Linked DNA regions of Homo sapiens: region 1 is linked to region 2. A link is a contact called in ENCODE Hi-C or POLR2A ChIA-PET data. All regions are on one chromosome and are shown on one strand. The core of a region is the stretch at or near the end of the contact, and the rest is flanking DNA. Distances in the headings are between cores, read along the strand shown. Region 1 overlaps LOC105373209 (a long non-coding RNA gene). Region 2 overlaps LOC107985365 (a long non-coding RNA gene).

Region 1 (6,643 bases), core at 1,886-4,385, 180 kb before region 2:
GGGGCAAGCGTGGGCACTTGGAGGGCAGGGAGGGGGCCACCACTGTAGTCACCCAGGCAGAGAGGTGGTGACAGACGAGGTGTCAATTGTGGAGGTGCTAAGAAGTGGTCACTTCATCTGTATATACAAAGGAGAGCCAAATAGATTTATAGAGCATAGCAGGGAAGAATCAAGAGTGACTCCAAGGTTTGGGGCAGGGGCATAGGGTAGAACCAATGGATTGTTGGGGATCATCCTACTGGAGACAAAGAATGGTTGGAGTATTGGGGAGTGAGTTAAAAAGAGAAGAGGTAGTGCCTGGAGAACGGGAGGCTTGACGTTGAGATTATGGAGGAGATGCAACTACTGGGAATGATAACACCAAAGGTGGAACCCTGCGAGTAGGTAGCTGTGTGGGGTGGAGTCAGTGGTGGGGTGGAGAGCAACAGCATTGGAGAAGAGGGCAAGGAACTGGGAGTCCAGAGAGGGAACAAGTGAAGACTCAATGTGGGTATTGATGTCACCAAGAATTATGACATGAGTTGTGTTAGAGACAGGGAACGTGAGCCATACACTGAAATCCTTAATAAATGAAGAGAGGTGTCACAGGGAGAAGTAGATGATTGAAGCCAGGAGGGGTAGCCCATGTTCTGCAACAGGAGTTTCAAAGTTAGGGGTATTTAGAGAGGGTGGAGGGAGAATGGTTTGGAAGCATCGATGGGGAAGAGGAAGCATACATCCACCACTCCAGATCAAGTAATTCAAGATATGTGGAGAAAAATGAGCTATGATGTTAAAACGCTGCAGGGAACATGGTGTCATCAGGGGAGAGCCAAGTTCTAATTAGAGCAAGAAGTTGAGAGGAGTGACCAAGTAGGAGGTTGAGGATATAGGGGATTCAGCTGATGACTGACTAGAAGTCTTCAAAAGTGGGGAGGAGTAGACGGTGCATCCAGGTTGGATGTGTTGTGTGGGAATGTGTCTGGGTGAGGTGAGATAATCTGGGAGTTTGTGGTGAAGGGTGAGATGGGAGTGGTTCTGTGGGTCAATAAGGCAGATTGCAGTGATGGATTGTTGGCCAGAGGTTTGGGGTGCTGGGAAGGGGGAGTTATGAGGGCCTTTCCAGAAGCACTCAGATCTCTGCCATTCCTCCTTGCTCCTGCTCATGGATGTGTGGAAGAAACACATGGGGAAACACACGGAGCACTGCCCTGCATCAACCCTGTGGGAGAGGGGTGGACGACGGGGAGGGTCAACCTTACCTGGAGCCTACAGAGCTCTGGGGCTCCTCTTCTCTAGCGGAGGAACCAAGAAACTCGAGCAATGCTGGGAAGGGTTCAGGAAATCCAGCCCTCCCATCCACAACTTGTGGCAGTGTAACTTGGGAGTTTGTTTTTGGAAAAAAAAATTAAAATATTTAATGAGAACCTTAAAATTGTGCTGATCCTTTGTTTTTTTAATTTCTCTTCTAGGAAAGTGTGGTAGAGACATAATCAAAGATTCAGACAAAGATATAACTACAGAATGCACATGACGGTTTTGTTAATACACCAAAAGGAAAAAAATTAAATAACGGACTCTCCCAATAAATTGTGACCATCTATAGTTTGGAATAACATGAAGATTGTTAAAAACTATGTTTACAAGAATGGCAATAACAGAGAAACACTTGCTATATAATTTTCACAATAACAAGGTGAAGAAATATTATATATATATATAATAAAATTCAAATTTTTAAGAGAAATTAAAATGTATAGAAAACATTGGAAAAGGATACACTTAATAATCTTTTTTTCAGCATGGTAGAATTGTGGGTGATTTTTGTTCCCTTTATATTTTTTAATACTTTGTACTTTTTAATGACAAATGTATATACTACCATTTAATGATAAAAATATATTTTTAAAATACTGGATAAGAATTATTCAAATAAATGCCTTATTTAAAAGTTAAATTGCAGACCAAGTGCAGTGGTTCACGCCTGTAATCCCAACACTCTGAGAGGCCAAGGTAGGAGGACTGTTTGAGGCCAGGAGTTTGAGACCACCTTGGGCAACAGAGCAAGACCCTGTCTTTGCTGGGCATGGTAGTATGAGCCTCCAGTCCTGGCTACTCAGGAGGTTGAGGCAGGGGGATTGATTGAGCCCAGGAGGTCAAGGGTGCAGTGAGCTATGATTGTGCCACTTGCACCCCAGCCTGGGCAACAGAGCAAGACCGTCTCTACAAATAAATAAGTAAATAAATAAGATACAATAAAAATTAAATTGCAAATGAAAAGTTACACTCTATCTCATCCTATTGTATACTAGAAATTATAATTTTCCTCCAATTCATTACTTTGATTATTCTACAAAATCAAGACTAAACTGGAATTCAAATCAGAAAGGCTAAGAAGCAAAGAATAACAATGGTGAACTTCAAGATAAATATCCCACATTATTTTCAAGGCAGAGGCCAGTGTTGCCTTCTGCATCTGTTTTGGGAAGAGTGCCCAAAGCCTTCAGAGGAGACAACCTTTTGTGCTGTGTCCCCTACTCCCCCCCCCATTCTTACCCTGAATAGCATTCTTTCCAAAAAAGAATAAAGAATACTCAAGGAAAACTATTAAAATGCTTGGCAAAACTACACAGACAGACACAGAGGCCAATTAAGTATAAATATTTCACACCAGAACTGTCTTTTTGACCCAGCCACTAATATCTACCCGGCCACAGATCTAAATGTTTGGATGAAAACGACAGAGCAGAGGAGGGCTGGTCAGCCAGCTGCAGAGGGGCGCCCCTTCGGAGCGTTCGCATCTGCCTGAAGAATATGTGTAGTACGTTTTCCTAGAAGCATGGAGGGGCATGCGGGTTTGACCATCTTCCTAAACCTGGAGAAGGTCACTGTTTTCCTTCAGGGATTATTCTGTCTCACCGCTTTTGTTTTTTGGTTTCCCTTGATCTAAAACAAAAGGGTCTACTTTCTTCTTTGGATTTTGAAGCTGTGGGTGCCTTTCTTCTCAGTTAATTTTTTTTTTTGTTTTCATCTGTTAAGACTTAGCTAGTTTAGGTTTTGAAAATGAACACACTGACAGCCATTGTGAGAAGATAGCCTGGCCTTTTGGAGGACAAATGCTGTGGGGTGGCGTAACCTTGAGGCTCAAGTCCTGGCACTGGCATTTAGTGTGAGTCATGCTGTATTGCTTCACCTCCTGGGCTTCAGTCTCTCCATCTGTGAATGTAGAATGACAATACCTGCTGTGCTGTAAGGTCACTGTGAAGATTAAATGAGATAATGCTTTGTAACCTGTTGGCCTCTGTGCAGTTTAAAATGATGTTTTTCATTACTTGGCTAAGTGCTGTACACCCACTGCTCTGTAGGCAAAATTCAAACAAAAAGCTTTGTAATGCTCCCACCCATTGAAAACATTACTATGTTAGCCTCTATATACATAAATTATTATAACAATACCTGGAAGGTAGGAAACACACTTTGAATTATATTGTTTCTAAGAGTGAGGATAAGGATTACTTTCATTCATTTATACTTTTTGGGCACCAATAATATGTATTTGTAAGATGAGATGGCCACTTTATAGATTGCATCTTGTATATTAAGAAACAATTAAATCTATTTTAAAAGTACAGCTAAAAACCTCCATTTCCCGAAATAGCGTGGATTAGATTACCTAAAATCTTTCCTACTACAAAACATCTAGAAATGTTAAAAACCTGTAATATTCTTTTAAATTCATTATTTGAATTCCAAGAAAGTAAGAAATATCCCTAGGGAAAAAAATGAAGATGGATCTGAACACCAAAATGTAAGCACAAGCCAATGTTGCAACAGCCTGGGTGGGGAAAGGGGAGTGAGAAAGTATGAAGTTGCCAATCTTATTAGGCAAGAGGATCTGCCTCTCTCAATCTCTATCTCTCTTTTTAAAAAATTAAATTAAAAAATTTCAAGCACTCACATAGAATACTATATGACACCTCCAAATACCTGTCACCTAGATTCATTACCAAAATCTTGCAACATTTTATCTTTATTGTTTGTATTTTTATCTTTGCTGAAGTTTTTACATTGAATCCTAGACATCATGCCATTTCACTTCACATATTCTTATATGCATATCTATTTAAACAGCACAGGAAAAGAGGTATGAGTATAAAATCAAAGAATTCAAACAGAGGCCTTATAATGTTAAACTTGAATTGGAAATATTAGCATGAACTCTCTCTTAAGAGAGAGTTTTATCTCTTAAGAGAAAAGGCCTGGCAAAAATGAAAACTCAGGAGCAAGAGGTCTTTGATGACTTCCTTTTTTCTGACACTGAAAGATGCCCCAGGATCTTCTTGGACATTTCTTGTCCCAAATCTGTAATTATTCATTTTTCCAAGGAAGCCTGGTCTTCTTAGTAAGAAATGACACTTAATGACCAATCCAGGACTGACACAGATCCTAGAATAAGCAAACAAGGACCTTGAAGCAATTACCATAACTGTATTCAATATGTTCAAAAAGTTAAGAAAGACATGGAACATAAATTTTTAAAATTAGACTTCTAGAGATGAAAACTACAATGTGTGAGATGAAAAACACACTGAATGGGATGAGGGGATTAACAGTAGATTTGACATTTTTTAAAAAGATTAATGAACTGGAGGACATAAGCAATAAAAAACATTCAAAATAAAAAATATAGAAAAAATAAGTTTAAAACATGAAAAAAGCATCAGTGAGCTGTGGCACAACTTCAAGTTTTTAATATAATAGGGGATCCTAAAGAAGGGGGGAAATAGAAAAATATCTGATGAATAATGGTCAAAATATTCCCCCCGATTTGATGAAAACTGTAAAACTACAATCCAGAAAGTTCAATGAATCTCAAGCACAAAAATTATGAAGAAAACTACACCAAGATACATCATAATAAAAATACTCAAAGCCAGTGATAAGAGAAAATTTTCAAAGCAGTACATTTATCTACAGAGGAACACATGTAAGGGTGATAGCAGACTTCTCATAGGAAACAATGCAAGTGAAAAGACAATGGTGCAACACCTAAAAAAAGCACTGAGCACTAAGTGAAAGAAAAACTCTGTAAACCTAGTATTGTATACCTAGTAAAATATCTTTCAAAAATAAGGTAAAAATAAAAACTACTTTCAAACATATGAAAGCTGAAAGAATTAATCACCAGCAGACATACACAATTAAACATTTAAGGAAGAAATATCAATTTTACAAAACTCTTAGAAAATTGAAGAGGAAGAAATGTTTTTCAACTTCTTATCTTTTCTTTTTTTTTTTTTGAGACAGTGTCACTCTGTCATCCAGGCTGGAGTCCAGCGGCATGATCTCGGCTCACTGCAACCTCTGCCTCCCAGGTTTACATGATTCTCCTGCCTCAGACTCCCCAGTAGCTGGGATTACAGGCATGTGCCACCACACCTGGCTAATTTTTGTATTTTTATTAGAGACAGGGTTTCACTATGTTGGCCAGGCTGGTCTCAAATTCCTGACCTCAAGCGATCTGCCTGCGTCGACCTCCCAAAGTGCTGGAATTACAAGTGTGAGCCAATGTGCCCAGTCGTCTTGTTTTTCAACTTCTTATGAGACAAGCATTACTGATACCAAAACCAGGAAAAGATGAAAAAAAAATCTACATATTAATATCCCTCAGGAGCAAAGGTGCAAAATTTCTAACCAAATTTTAGCAAATCAAATCTAACAATATGTAAAAAAGATAATATATGAGTTTCATATGGAGTTTATTCCAGGAAAGGAGGGTTGGTTTCATGTTGGAAAATTAATGTCATTTGTCATATTAATTAAAAATGAAAACCATATTATCATCTTGATATAAACAGGAAAAAATACGGTAAAATCAAACATCTATTCCTGATTATTCCAACATCTCAACAAACTATAAATAGAGGAAAATGTTCCCAATCCGACACAAATCATCTAAGAAAAATCTACAACTAACATCATACTTAACAGAAACAAGTCAGGAATGTTGGCTCTTACCACTTCTATTAAACATTTTGCTAGAAATCCTTGCCAGTGCAACCAGGGGAGAAAAAGAAATAAAAGGAATCCAGATTTTAAGGAAAGAAGTAAAACTGTCTTTATTCTTCATGACATGATTATCCATGTGGAAAATAGGATGGATTCTACAAAAAGGCTACTGTAATGATATAAGATCAATATACAATAATCAATTGTACTTCCATAAACTATCAACAAACAGAAATTTAAATTTCAAACAATTTAAATTGCATCAACAATATGAAGTCCTTGTCTGACAAAAGATGTGCAAGCTGTAAACACTGAAAACTATAAAACATTGTGAGAGAATTTTTTAAAGACCTGAATAATGGAGAGATGTACTATGCTCATGGGTCAGAAAATTCAATATTGTGATGTCGTTTTTCCTCAGATTGATCTATAGATTCAATATCCTTCCAACCAAAACCTGAGGGGGTTCTTTTGTGGAAATTGACAAGTTGATTCTAGGCTCTATATGGAAATGCAAAGAACCTAGAATAGCCAAAACAACTTTGAGTGAGAAGAACAAAATGGTAAGACTAATGCTACCTAATTTCAAGACTTACTATAAAGCTACAATAATCAACACAGTGTATTTGTGACATAAAGATAGATTAACAGCCCT
Region 2 (6,744 bases), core at 3,674-6,173:
TATCCCAGAGAGCCAATCTTTCCTTAACACACAAATAGCTACTAGGCATGGTTAAGGAAAAAGACCAAAGTGAACAAGACAGTTTTTCTTTAGATGGGCAAAGGAGATGAAGAGGAAGCTCATAGAAAAGGAGATGCAAATGGGTCTTGAAAGAATGGAATTAAAGTGAGTGCTCCATCTCACTTTAATAAGAGAATCACAAATTGAAACTACAATGAAATGCCTGCATGGCAAGGCTATGGAGAAAGAGAGACTCTCATTCTTTACTAGTGGCAGTGCATAGTGTACACTCTGTTGAAGACGTCTGAAAACCCTTACCAAAATTATAAATATGTTTACCCTTTATCTCAATAATGCCACTTGCCTTAATTTATTCTACCAGTATACCTACATGTATAGGAAGCATCCTGGGTAGCATGGTTCGTAGTAGCAAAAGATTGGAAGCAAATCAAATGTCTGTAATAGAAACCAGTTAGATAAATTTACGATGTGTCCATAACTAGGAAACTATTAAGCTGTAAAAAATGAATGAGGACGTTCTTTATGTACTGATTTGAAAGATGTCCAAGATATATACACAGGTAAGTGAAAAGAGCAAAGTCCAAACCAGTTTGCACAGAATGCTAACTTCTGTCAGCCTTGCCACATGGGTATTTTATTATAGTTTTAATTTGCATGTCTCTGAACCTAAGTGAGATTGAGTATTTTTTCATTCTCTCAAAGGCCGCTGCAGTTCCTTTCTGTGAAAGGGGGAAAGAAAAAGAAAAAATATATATGTACAAAGTTATACACACACATTTGTTTGTATATCATAAAGACACCCAAGAAATTAATATAAGTGGTTACTTGGGTTGGGGTTAATGGGAGCAAGGGTAGAAGTCATGGTTTTTATAGTTTTGATTTGTGAACCAAGAAAATGAATTATCTGTTCAAAAAGTAAACGTGAACGAAACAAGTCTTTCCCTACCAGTTCCTCAGGCTCTTGCTAAACCTATCATTTTCACATTTGCCAAATATTTCTCCCAGATCCAAATGTGACCCCGGAGGGATGGGGCAGGGTCAAGAATGAAGGGGCAGCCAGGGATGGCCCATGAGACCCACAGGGATCTCTCACGTGGATGGATGTCCTGCATGTTTTTAAAAGATGAGGTCAACAGGTGGGCAGCTGTTTTTCAAGAGGGGCCACTACCTGCTTTGGAACCAAACTGGCCACTGAGTCAGGACCTCTAGGCAAACCAAATTCATTAATAAGACAGTAGGCTCATGAGACCAGAGGGGAAAGAGAAGCCTTCCAAGCCCAGAACATTCCCCCTCCAGCCCTCAGTGCTACAGATGGGTCCAGCCTGATCTGACCTCCCTGTCGTATTTTGAGCTTTTCCCAGGATTCCAAATGGACAACTGCTCTATTGTTTCATTCCTTTATCTGCATTGGGAGGGCAGCCCTCCCCCTCGGGCTTTAAACGTTTTTCCAGCCTCAGGGGTCTCTGGCCACAGCTTTGCTTTACCTTCCTCTGCGGAAAAGCAAAAGCTGGCCAAGGCGCTACAAGATGAGACAGGCACATCTGCCACACATGGAAAGAAGAAAGCAAACTGGAGTTTCCAAAGCCGCCGGTCCCCGCAGGCCTGAGCGCTTGCAGCTTCTGCCTTTGATTCCTCTGATTTTATGAGCTCAGAGCACAACATGTTGGAAGTGAGCAGAGCAGCTGCCCAGGAAAGAATGCACCGGTTCCACGGTTGAGGACTCCAAGGGAAAGCACTGAGCGGCGTGGGGCACAGGCAGGGAGAGAGACGCCAATCCTCCACAAAACATCCGGTTCCCACCAGCCTGGGCTCTAGCCAAGTGAACTAGCTGAGTCGGTCTGGGGAGGTTCCAGTTCCTGGCCTTTTGTCATCGACTGGGGACAATGCATTTGCTATGATTGATGGAGGCCACAGATTTCATCCCCAGCCCCAGCCTGGGCTGCAGGATCCAAGTGAGCACTGGCCTACTGGGGGCTCAAGGCCACAACACTGACCACCAGGGAGGGCTCTGGGAGACAAGAGGCTGGAGGCTGGACTCTACTCCCCTGGGCATCATGCAGAGCCCTTGCCCTCTGTGCCCTGTCCCCTTCCAACCCCTCTGCCCAAGAGAAAGCTCAGAGTCCTTCCACATCCAGAAACACAGGACTGGTTTCTACAAGTCCATTTTTTTCCCCCATAATTAAGGACTGCAGAAGGAAAGATGATTCGGATCTGGCTCGCAAGCTCAATGACTGAGAAAAGGACGCCAGGTTCCCTGGTACTAGTGACTCATACGCTTTTCAGGAGCGTCAAGACACTGTGATACATTTCTCCTGCTCTCCACAAAACTGCTCAAGGGATGAGGGACTCCCATCAGCCAAGGCAAATATACCATTGCTGTCTAAAGTAGCCAGATCACACACACAGAGAGGTCCTGGAAATGCCATTGAGAATAGGACCTTCCTTCACCCAGCCCATTTGGCAGTCCATGGCAGGGAAGCAGCAGAATTGCAGCCTCCGCAGGACTTTTAGGAGCCTGATCCACAGACTAGAGAAATGTACCTCTCCAGGAAAAAAACAGTATAGTCCTCTCATCTCCTGAGACTCCCATCCCAGCCACCTGGCTGGGAATAAACAACTCCTGTGACAAGCAACTCATTGCCTCTCTGAGACCTGGGTGTGCCACTGAGATCCATGACATCCTTCTCCAGGCAGAGCTGACGTGTGTCTCTCTGTAAGTCCCTCCCACTCACTTCATACCTTGGACCCCTAGATGGATCCCTGTGGCAAGAAAAGACCCACTGGTGACTTGCAGAAGTGGGATGTGCTGTGAGCCTCCCCTGCCAAATGCTGCACTTGCTTGCATGAGTTGGAAGTCCCCATCAATCTCTTCATCCACGCCCATTCTTCCACTCCAGTGTTCCTATTTCTTTCTGAAAGTGTGAGCTCCAGAAAACAGTGCAGGCTGGGCAAGGGGCTCACACCTGTAATCCCAGCACTTTAGGAGGCCAAAGCAGCAGGATCAGTTGAGGCCAGGAGTTCAAGACCAGCCTGGGCAACACGATGGGACCCCATCTCTAAATAAATGATTAGCTGGGCATAGCGGCACATTCCTGTAATCCAAGCTACTTAGGAGGCTGAGTCAGGAGGATCACCCCCTCAGGAGTTTGGGGCTGTAGTAAACCATGATCATGCCACTGCTCTCCAGCCTGGGCAACAAAGCAAGATCCTATCTCTATAAAAATAAATAAGCCAGGCATGGTGGCTCACGTCTGTAATCCCAGCACTTTGGGAGGCCCAGGAGGGCGGATCACCTGAGGTCAGAAGTTCGAGACCAGCCCGACCAACATGGTGAAACCCCAACTCTACTAAAAATACAAAATTAGCCGGGCGTGGTGGCACATGCCTGTAGTCCCAGCTACTCGGGAGGCTAAGGCAGGAGAATCACTTGAACCCAGGAGGTGGAGGTTGCAGTGAGCCGAGATCGCACCATTGCATTCCACCCTGGGCAACAAGAGTGAAACTCGTTTCAAAAATAAAATAAAATAAAAAGAAAGAAACAAACAAACAAACACACACACACACACACACACACACACACACAGCACAACCTCTGCCCCACGTCTCTCTGAGCAGCGTGATGGAGGATGCAAGACCAAGTCCCCCTCAGTCACCAAACAATTCAGTGCCTGCTCCATGCCAGGCTCACTATACCCTCCTAACAGTCTTTCTAGCATGGTGGGACTCTGCTGTTTCTGATGGACAAAATATATCAGCCCCATCTTCTCTGGTTTGAAACCCTGGAACTCATGGCCCCTCATAAGTGACTGTGAGACCAGGCTCTGTGTGTCAAGCTGAACTCTCATAGCTGATGGAATGAGCACAGGAGTGAAGCCCCAGGAGGAGGAGGAGGTGAGTAGCTGCAGGCCAGGGCTCAGGCAGCCCGTGGGCTAATGTGTGCCCTCCTGCTGATCTGCTGCATGGCTTTACCAGGCTTAGAAAAAAGCATCCAAGGTTCCTTCAGTGATCCAGATAGTAGAAACACCAGGTCTCAAATGCCTCAGTGCAGCTGCATGTCGCCAGAAGCAGTACTGGGAGGCTCGGTGGATAGGACTCAACATTAGCTGGAAACACAGGCAAGTCAGACTGAGAATCCAGACTGAGTCAGAAGTCCCTGTGTCCTTGCCATGGGTGTATCAGTTATCAGTGGCTGTGTAACAAATTAGCCCAAAACTTAGCACTCAAAATGTGAGCATTTCTTATGTCATAGTCTTTGTGGGTCAGGAATCTGGGAGTGACTTCACTGGATGGTTCTGGCACAGGCTATAGTTCGGATGTCAGCCAAGGCTACTGTCACCTGAAGGCATGACTGGGGTTGGAAGATCTGCTTCTGAGATGTCCCCATGGTCACACAGCCTACAAGTCAATGCTGACTGTTGGGGACCATTAGCCCTCGCTGCATGGGCCTGTTTGTATGGTTTCTTCAATGTCCTCATGAGGTGGCGCTAGCATCCCCCAGAGTAAGTGTTCCAAGAGAACAAGGAGGGAAGCACCGTTTCTTCTTCTTATTATTATTTTTTTCTTTTTTTGAGATGGAGTTTCGCTCTTTTGCCCAGGCTGGAGTGAAGTGGCATGATCTTGCCTCACTGCAACCTCTGTCATCCAGGTTCAAGCAATTCTCCTGCCTCACCCTCCCGAGTAGCCGGACTTATAGGCACTCACCACCACGCCTGGCTAATTTTCATAGTTTTAGTAGAGACAGGGTTTCACCATGTTGGCCAGGCTGGTCTCAAACTGCTAACCTCAAGTGTTCCACACGCCTCGGCCTCCCAAAGTGCTGGAATAAGGTGTGAGTCACCTCACCCAGCCAGAAGCACCACTTCTTCTATAACCCAGCCTCAGAGGTCATAGTCGGTCATCTCTAGAATATCCTATTGGTCACACAGTCAGCCCTATTCAGCGTGGGAAGAGACTACACAAGAGCATGGGTGTCAGCAGGCAAGACTATCTGAGTTCATCTCAGAGGTTGCCTGCCACAATGGCGAGTTCTATCAGGAGGACGTCCCTGAGCTACAGCTGACGTTTGTGTCACCAAAAACCATGGGGCGTCTACACATCTGCACTTCCATATCTCTATGGGTTTGTTTTTTTAACTGCACCATTATCACGTGTGTGTCAAGGGACACATCGGCCTGTTCAGCAGAGGGGCGGAGACTTCTGACTCATTCAGGAATAATGGGGCCAATGCTCGATTCTGCAATAGAGCAAGTAACACCACAAAGAGGGGATAAAAGGCACATCCAGCCCGTCCTCACCTGCATCCTCAGCGGAGGGCCTGTTGAGGTGCTTGTGCTTAATACAGAGATGGTGGCCAATTGTCAGAGGGGAAGGACAATTTAGGGTGCAATGCTGGTTACTTTTACACATATTGTCTTCAACACAATCCCTGGATCTCTGTCAAGGCACAGGGAGCATTGAAAGAAATAGCAAGAGGCTGGGCGGGGTGGCTCACGCCTGTAATCCCAACACTTTGGGAGGCCGAGGTGGGTGGATCACCTGAGGTCAGGAGTTCGAGACCAGCCTGGCCAACATGGTGAAACCCTGTCTCTACTAAAAATACAAAAATTAGCAGGGTGTGGTGGCAGACGCCTGTAGTCCCAGCTACTTGGGAGGCTGAGACAGGAGAATTGCTTGAACCCAGTAGGCTGATGTTCTAGTGAGCCAAGATCGCTCCACTGCACTCCAGCCTGGGTGACAGAGTGAGACTCCGTCTTACAAAAAAAAAAAAAAAAAAAATAGCATGAGTGAAATTTGGAATTGTAACCCTGAAGGAAGAATAAGAATTGAGTGGGGAAAGACATTGTATTTGGTAGCGGGTTGTGAGCTATTATACTTGGGGCACAGCTGTCATACTTGCCCCCTTCCTTCATCAGATGGGGTTGGAGGCTGGACGAGATGAGGTCAGCAACACGAAGACAGGAAGAGAGACCTCAGTGTGGCGGTGGCTAATCTCGAGGTCACATCAAAGTCAGCCTACACCAGCAAGACAGGAGCCCAAAGGCAGAGTAGAGAGTCAGGCAGCATGGCAGTGAGTTCCTGAGTCACGGCCACCATGGAAAACCATATGCCACCAGGGAGAATCTCTGCATGTTCCCAGGACCCATTCCTGCCAGGGAGAGAGAGGGCTTGGCTCCCAGAAGTTATGTAGGTAGAACTTCGAGCCAGAGCCTGCTATTTTTGGGATCCACTGCCCTCGGCTGAACATAAACAACTGGAAGAGCCGAGGAAGCACCAGGCATCATGGCCCTGTGTGCAAGTCAGACCTGGAAGCGGCAGCAGAAAGTCAATAGGAGCCACTTCACTTTCCCCATCTGCAATAGCAGAAAAGGTTAAAACCAGCCAGGTTTCCATGCAAGAGATGCCAGTGTCCCCACAACCAGCAAGGTGGGCTATGTAGATTTTGCTAAACAGCTCAAAGAGTTACACAAAATTCTCCACACTAGTCAAGTTAAAATTTTAATTTTAGCCTGTTGTCCCAGCTACTCAGGAGGCTGAGGCAGGAGAATGGCATGAACCTGGGAGGTGGAGCTTGCAGTAAGCCGAGATCGCACCACCGCACTCCAGCCTGGGCGACAGAGCGAGACTCCGTCTAAAAAAAAAAAAAAAAAAATTTAATTTTAATCCACTCGGATTTTAAAATAGCATATCACGATGGAAAAAGCCTTGAACTTGGAGTGTAAGGGG

The links. A loop is a pair of places that touch in the nucleus more often than their neighbours do. ChIA-PET counts read pairs that join two places held with the same protein, here RNA polymerase II (POLR2A). Pooled maps may share reads with other maps.
Region 1: a loop to region 2 is called in a pooled map, with 2.0 times the contacts of the local background. The contact joins two enhancer-like sites. A Hi-C loop is called at or near these places in 3 of 50 pooled maps. POLR2A ChIA-PET finds 5 or more read pairs at or near these places in 3 of 52 experiments (Caco-2, H1 and activated T-cell).

The regions. Positions count from the first base shown.
Region 1 is chr1:234,681,241-234,687,883 of GRCh38, forward strand. LOC105373209 (a long non-coding RNA gene) reads left to right here. Exons shown (of 3, transcript NR_188651.1): 3 at 1,452-1,941. It overlaps LOC105373208 (a long non-coding RNA gene), which reads right to left. Exons shown (of 3, transcript XR_949287.4): 2 at 1,242-1,359. Among named protein-coding and RNA genes, the nearest start is that of LINC01132, 39 kb to the right of the region's middle. Within about 2 kb of position 3,136, at least 15 of the 41 ENCODE cell types and tissues checked have a DNase peak (open chromatin) inside an H3K27ac peak, as active enhancers do.
Region 2 is chr1:234,861,413-234,868,156 of GRCh38, forward strand. The region is part of intron 2 of LOC107985365 (a long non-coding RNA gene); the gene reads right to left. Among named protein-coding and RNA genes, the nearest start is that of LINC02971, 92 kb to the right of the region's middle. Within about 2 kb of position 4,924, at least 13 of the 41 ENCODE cell types and tissues checked have a DNase peak (open chromatin) inside an H3K27ac peak, as active enhancers do.